Regions from separate parts of the Homo sapiens genome. Here regions 2 and 3 are each linked to region 1. Evidence: read pairs that join two places in POLR2A ChIA-PET (ENCODE). Cell type or tissue: MCF 10A. All regions are shown on one strand.

The links. Peaks named below come from ENCODE experiments on the same cell type or tissue, not always from the same donor. Only the 100,000 strongest peaks of a DNase experiment are listed, where the experiment ranks them.
Region 2: POLR2A ChIA-PET joins it to region 1 with 6 read pairs; 3 of 35 experiments call an interaction of 5 or more read pairs at or near these places.
Region 3: POLR2A ChIA-PET joins it to region 1 with 5 read pairs; 3 of 35 experiments call an interaction of 5 or more read pairs at or near these places.

What each region holds. Positions count from the first base shown.
Region 1 is chr4:40,997,361-40,999,860 of GRCh38, forward strand. All of the region lies in intron 6 of APBB2 (amyloid beta precursor protein binding family B member 2), which reads right to left. Among named protein-coding and RNA genes, the nearest start is that of APBB2, 220 kb to the right of the region's middle. In MCF 10A, no CTCF peak of the experiment used is centred here; a DNase peak (open chromatin) is centred at 1,531.
Region 2 is chr4:41,075,597-41,078,096 of GRCh38, forward strand. All of the region lies in intron 3 of APBB2 (amyloid beta precursor protein binding family B member 2), which reads right to left. Among named protein-coding and RNA genes, the nearest start is that of APBB2, 140 kb to the right of the region's middle. In MCF 10A, no CTCF peak of the experiment used is centred here; no DNase peak of the experiment used is centred here.
Region 3 is chr4:41,105,470-41,107,969 of GRCh38, forward strand. The region is part of intron 2 of APBB2 (amyloid beta precursor protein binding family B member 2); the gene reads right to left. Among named protein-coding and RNA genes, the nearest start is that of APBB2, 110 kb to the right of the region's middle. In MCF 10A, no CTCF peak of the experiment used is centred here; no DNase peak of the experiment used is centred here.

The sequences.
Region 1 (2,500 bases):
AACATATTCTAGCCACCAATATCAGATATACTTTCTTTAAACTCTACCTTACAAAGGGCATTCCTTTTCTCATAAGCATCACTCATGTTTCATTAACAAAAGCAAGGTCAGTTAAGTACATTAGCACATTCTCTGGCCTCTACCTACCTATTTGACTTTCTCTCTCACAGTTATCATTCTTCAAAGACTCTTCTTTCCAACCAAATTGCTAAGAGCACTGATCCTCATACCTAGAGCAGAAGTTCCCAAAGGGAACTTCGAGGAGTCTCAGAGATTGAAGCTATTTTCATAACACTCAGATGTTATTTACAACCCTTTTCACTGTGTTGACATTTAAGTGATAGGGCACAAAAAATAAATGATAACATTGCTGGCATCTCAGCATGAAGCAAGACAGTAGCATAAGCTATATTAGTGGTTATTGTGTTCCCCAATGTAATAACGTCCTTGAAGCGGTAAAAATTATTAATTTTATTAAATCTCAACCCCAAAGTATTATGTTTTTAATGAAGGTACACATAAAGTGCTTCCATGGCATACTGAAGTAGGGCTGTCATTTCAAGGAAAAGTACACGTGATTGAGTTGCAAGTTGAACTAGCTGCTTCTCCACACAATACCTCATTTACGTGAAAGAACAACTGACAGACAAACTATGGTTATTCAAATTTGGGTATTGGGTAGACATTTTCACAAAAATAAATGAGGTGGACCTGTCACTTCAAGGAAAACAACTGACACTATTTGTTGGCAATGATCAAATGCAAGCTTTTAAGCAAAAATCAGAATTTTGGAAAACTTGTATCTATCACAGTGAGCTTGACAGCTTCCCAATAATGGAAGACTTTTCTAATGAGATGGTTAAGATTCACAGATGTAATATTTTCATATTGCATAATGAAATGTTTCAACATTTGGAAGATCTTCATAACTCACTGAACCAATATGTTCCAAATAACCAACGCATGATGTTATAAAATTATGTATGGATAAATATCCACTCAAAATGTATGACAGACCAATAGATTTTAATATAAGAGTGCAAACAAGCTTATTATTATCATTTCAGATTCCACATTAAAACTAATCTTTAAGAAATTAGAAATTATGGAATTTTGGTGTAACATCAAAAAAGAATATCCACAATTGCCTGAACAACTATTAAAATAGTCGTCCCTTTTTAACCTATGTATCTGTATTAGGCCAGCAGGGTTTTCTTTACCTACTTCAACCAAAACCAAATTTACTGAGATACACTAAGGATAAAGGCAGATAAGCAAATTCAGCTGCCTTTGATGAAGCCGTACATTAAAGAGATTTTCAAATACATAAAACAACATCACTTTACAGCTTTTCTTTGGCATATCTAAATTGCCAGCGTCACTCCTCTTGTGCTTTGGGTCATTATTAAGTAAAATAAGGGTGACTTGAGCACAAGCACTGCAATGCTACAACAGCTGATCTGGAAACAGAGACAGACGGCTACTAAGCAACTCACAGGTCGGTTTCATAGGCAGGATGGGTGTGCAGGACAAAGCAATGACTCACATCCTGGGCGGGATGAAGCAGGATGGCACAAGATTTTATTGCGCTACCGAGAACGGTGTGCAGCTTAAAACTTATAGTTTATTTCTAGAATTTTCCATGGAATTTTTTCCAACCTCGGTGTATTGCAGGTAACTGAAGCCACAGAAAGTGAAACTGTGAACAAGGACTACTATATTTTGAGGTAATTATATTTATTCCACAATATTTATTGAACACCGGAATGTCTCAGGAGCCAGGTATCCTGAGATACAGTATCCTACTACTCTGCATCACACCTGTATCCCAGTACTCTGGGAGGCTGAGACAGGAGGATTGCTTGAGCTCAGGAGTTCGAAACCAGCCTGGGCAATATAGGGAGACCCTGTCTCTACAAATTAAAAATTAAAAAACAGCCAGGTCTGGTGGTATGTACCTGTGGTCCCAGCTACTCAGGAAATGAAGTGGGAGGACCATTTGAGCCCAGTAGGTTGAGGCTGCAGTGAGCTGTGACTGCACCACTGGACTCTAGCCTGGGCAAAGAGTGACAGACAACCTGTCTCAAAAGTAAATCAGTAAAAATAAGAAGAATGTCCTGGGCACTGTTTATTCTAGGCACTAAGGATATGGCAGGGAACAAAGATTGGATTCCTTCTTTCTGCAGCTTACAGTTCAGTTTCACCACTCAAGTGTCTAAGCAACAGGGGTATCAATATCACCTGAGAGTTTATTTAAAATGCAAATTTCTACAACTGAAAATTAGAATTTTTAAAATGCAGAATCTCAGGTCCCAACCCAGACCTACTGAATCAGTGTCTGCATTTCAGTAAGATCCCAAGGGCATACTCCTGCATAGTTTGAGAAGCAAAGGATTTATGCATCTCCCTAACTATTGTGAACTTCTTGGAGGTACGCTATTACCTTGAATTTGTTCTACCACTAGTATAAATAATTGTTTAATTGTCGTGCTAATCATTC
Region 2 (2,500 bases), 78 kb after region 1:
GAAAAGAATGTTTTCTTCCAGCTTGGACCCAACTCAAGTCAACCTAATAGGAAATCTAAGAAAAACTGACCCAACTGTGATTATGGCTCCAGGCAATGAAGGTCATTATTTTTTGTAATGGTGGAAATATTATGTTACGCTTATAACTGGGTCTGAGGTCAGACTTGGAATGTATACTTTAGAGATAACTGACCTTTTTTCTATTATATTCTCAAACCAACAAAACAGTATCACTTAGTTCATTTTGACAGTGAGAGTAATAATCTCTGAATAAAACTGAAAAGTATAGAGTGATCAAATGAACTCTTCCTTAATGGACCAGATAACCAGGTATCTAAATTGAACTGAATCTCACAAGTTGATCACCAGGGATTATCAGGTACATGTGATAGATTACAACCCGGTGCTTATCTCCATTCCCTCCCAAAACCACCCCTAAATGACAGTAAGTGAGAGGCAGAGATAAGTTCATGAGAAGAGAGAATGGAAGAGGACAAAATTCATGGAAAACATTTTTGGAAAATGGCCCAATGATGAGTGAATTTTCAAAGCAGGGGCAGACAAAACATAAACGTCTATAGACAGAATTGTCAGGAAGTAACAAACCAGTATGCGGCAAAGAACTTGAGGAAAGTGTAAGTTAAGACACAGTTAAGTGGGGTTTGGATGAGAAGACAGGATGGAGGCAGCACTGAAAACTGGGGGATGGCTTGCAAGTCATTTTAAGGAGTAAAACTCCATATCTTTGCTAAACCATGAAGCTTGCTATGCCCCTCCTCCCACCTCAGCAAAGGTTAAGCTTGAGAAGATCTGCACTCGGGGACACTAGGAACAGTGACCAGGTGGAGGGACTGACTGAAAAAGAGAAGGACTAAGTGGAACTATGCACTCCACAGCCCCTTCCTCTGCTGGGTTCCCAGAGCACTGGCCAGTAGGAGATTGGTACTGGAGACTTTTCTGGAGAAACTAACCTGCCCAAGAAAAGAGATCTACAGATACCAAAACTGGAAGACAAGGTGACTTCTGAAAAGAGGTGGTCATCTTATGCGAGGCCACCAATTGACAAAGCCTTGCTTTGTGCCTCCTCATGAATAAAGATGACAAGATGAACACCAAGCATGTGAAATAGGGTCCAGCATGACAGACAGGAACTTCAGGAGGGAACAGGGTCAATGCAGGGAGAAGACTTCAAATATACATAATTAAGAACCCCAAGAGGGTAAAACATATTGCATCCACAAAGCAATAAAGAATGGATGCTATAAAATACAGATACTGTGAGAACAAGAAAAAGCTCCTAGAAATTAATATTATAATCACAGAAATAAAAAAATCAACAGAGAGGTTAATAGATAATAGAGGTAAATGTTCCCCTAAAGTAGAACAAAAAGATAAAAGGATAAAAATCAGGATTTTTTTTTTTTTTGAGACACAGTCTTGCTCTGTGGCCCAGGCTGGAGTGCAGTGGTATAATAGTAGCTCACTGCAGCTTCGAATCCTTGGGCTCAAGTGATCCTCCCACCTCAACTTCCCGAGTAACTAGGACTACAGGCGCATACCACCACACCCAGCTAATTTTTTTTTTTTTTTTTTTGGAAGAGATAAGGACTCACTATGTTGCCCAGACTTGTCTGGAACTCCTGGGCTCAGGCAATCCTCCCACCTTGACCTCTGAGAATGCTGGGATTACAGGTGTAAGCCCACACACAGCCAGGGATTTTTTTTTAAACAATAATTACATTGGAGAAAAAAATCCAAGAGTTCCAGCATCTGACAAATAGGAACTCCAAAAAAGAGAACAGTCTTCACAATGAATGAAAAAGTGACATACCAAGGTGGATTACAAGAAAAGCTCAGAACACTGGGGGATTTTTAAATACCCTAAAAGCATCCAAAAAGAAAAGAAACAAGTCACATACAAAGTACATAGAGTCAGAAGAGCATGCAACAATTCTGTAACAAAATTGGAAGCAGAAGAAAATGGAACAAACCCTCTAAACTCCCAGGGAAAGTAATCTCCAACTTTAAATTAGATTATCAATCATATGTAAGGGAAGACCAAATGATATTTTGACACATGCCAGATCTCAAAAAAATTCCATCTACACATGCTTTCTCACAAAGCAGCCAGGCAATGTGCCTCCCCAAAAGAGGGTCAAAACCAAAAGAGATGGCATCCAATAAACAGGTCAATCAAGAATTCCCAACGTGATTGCTAAGGACAAATTCCAGGTCAACAGCTGTGCATAGGCCTCAAGAGTAAACAGTCCAGAACAGAATGAGCAAGCAGAGAGCCCAAGAAAAATGTCACATGCACACATGCAAGAACCAAGAGATGTGCCATTGTGTTTGACCTTATTTGAGAATTTGGGGATAAATAAATAGTAAATAAATAGAATACCAAGCAACAAAATTTTAATGTGCTATACAAGAAAGAAAATAAAATAACAGTATCCTGCATAGCTCAGCTGTGAAAAATATTTACAGTGAAAACAAACTG
Region 3 (2,500 bases), 110 kb after region 1:
TCCTCAGAGACTCTATCATTATATCAAATGCACAATGATTGTTTTGGAAATTTTGAAATTCCTGGCTTTTGTGTCCCACAAGTTGCTGCCTAAAATGCTGCGCATATGCACCTTTAATAATTAACCAAATATTGGCCAGGCGCAGTGGCTCACGCCTGTAATCCCAGCACTCTAGGAGGCCAAGGCGGGCAGATCACAAGGTCAGGAGATTGAGACCATCCTGGCTAACACAGTGAAACCCCGTCTCTACTAAAAATACAAAAAAAATTAGCCAGGTGTGGTAGCGGGCGCCTGTAGTCCCAGCTACTCAGGAGGCTGAGGCAGGAGAATGGCGTGAACCCGGGAGGCGGAGCTTGCGGTGAGCCCAGATAGCGCCACTGCACTCCAGCCTGGGCGACAGAGCGAGACCCCGTCTCAAAAAAAAAAAAAAAAGAATTAACCAACTATTATAATCAACCAGAAAATCCAGAGACTGTGTCCAATTATGAGTATTCAAAATAAAAACTATGAATCTTAATTTTTCAAAGACATGCTGAGATATACATTCACATATACATACCTTACACTGACTCTGAAAATACAGAGCAGTTAGGAACTCTTGGCATGGAAACTACACATCTTAAATTGCTTTAAGAATTAGCATATGTATAGCTCAGGGGAATAAATTATCTTACCATTAATGGATATAAAAAAGGGTAACCAATTTTCAGAGTCTACCTAGAAAACACACAGAAACTATATTCTCAGGCTCTCTAAGTCACTTCTGGGGCAGAATTCCAATGTTATCTAAGTTAATCTTTGGCACTATCTCATTTCCCTTTGTGCATTCCTCTTCAACCTCTAGCCCAAAGCCCAAAGACCTTCACTTTGGATGGCCTTCTCCCTTCATTGGTGAACATCTAAAACTCTTGATGCCACCAAGGGAATAATCTTGGGAAATGGGTGGATGAACTTAAATGATTAATGACTTTTAACTTTTTATAGATTAGGCACTTTTTTTTGTTTCTTTGTTTGTTTGTTTGTTTGAGATGGAGTCTTGCTCTGTTGCCCAGGCTGGAGTACAGTGGCGCTACCTCAGCTCACTGCAAGCTCCACCTCCCAGGTTCACGGCATTCTCCTGCCTCAGCCTCCCAAGTAGCTGGGACTACAGGCGCCCGCCACCACGCCAGGCTAATTTTTTGTATTTTTAATGGAGATGGGGTTTCACCGTGTTAGCCAGGATGGTCTCGATCTCCTGACCTCGTGATCCGCCCACCTCGGCCTTCCAAAGTGCTGGGATTACAGGAGTGAGCCACCGTGCCTGGCCTAGATTAGGTACATTTTTAAAGAAAATCCCAAGTACCTAGATCTTGGTTTCTAAATACTTTTGCTTACTGGAGAAATAGTTGGGTCTGGGCAGAGAAAGTACAAGATAAGCCCAGAACATCTTACTGTGCCAAAAAGCAAGGGAGTGCTCAAATGCTAATGCAGACATGACAAAAGGACATAGGAGGAGAAGCTTTAAAAGGGCTCCTCATAGCCAAAAGTGGGGCAGTTTGAACAAAAAAAAAAAGATGTTGACCAGGCACAGTAGCTCATGCCTATCATCTTAGCACTCTGGGAGGCCAAGGCAGGCAGATCACTTGAAGCCAGGTGTTTGAGATCAGCCTGGCCAACACAGTGAAACCCCATCTTTACAAAAAAATACAAAAATTAGCCAGGCATGGTGGCAGGTGCCTGTAGTCCCAGCTACTTGAGAGACTGAGGTGGGAGAATCTCTTGAACCTGGGAGACGGAGGTTACAGTGAGCTGAGATCACACCGCTGCACTCCAGTCTGGGCAACACAGTGAGACCCTTTCTCAAAAAAAAGAATGATGTTGATGAACTATAATACATTGGATTAAAAAAGAAACCATAAACCCACAAATATTCATTGAAAAAATAATGGGGGAAACTCTTCTTTATAAAGGATGCCAGCTAATAAATATCAAAGGGAGAGCAGAAGAAAATCCCACTTTGCAACTACCAATGCAATCACTGATTCAGTCAACAATCATTAATACATGCTAAAACCATTCTAGAAAGGGTTGTTGTAGGACAGAACACTCACACACAGTCTCAGAATATCACCCCACAGATTACCTAAGAGAAAAGGCATCTTTACAAACGGAGAGTTCTGGCAGACCAGCTCAACCAAGTGGTGCTCGGCATAATCAATTCCAGGACAATGGAACAGTAGGTATCGCCACAGTCACTATGTAGCATTTTTGCCAAACATGCTTAATCTGTATCTAATCATAAGGTAACAATCACACAAAACCAGATTGTGATACATTCTACAAAACAAAGGTATCTTTCAAGACACCAATGCCATGAACCACAAAAACAAAACAAAAACAGGGTGACTGTTTTAGATTAAAGGAAACTAAAAAGACAAAATTCAATGAATGACTGTTGACTCATCCTGGATTGGGAGGCGGGTATAAAAGACAGTATTAGGGTAACAGGTGAAATCTGAAC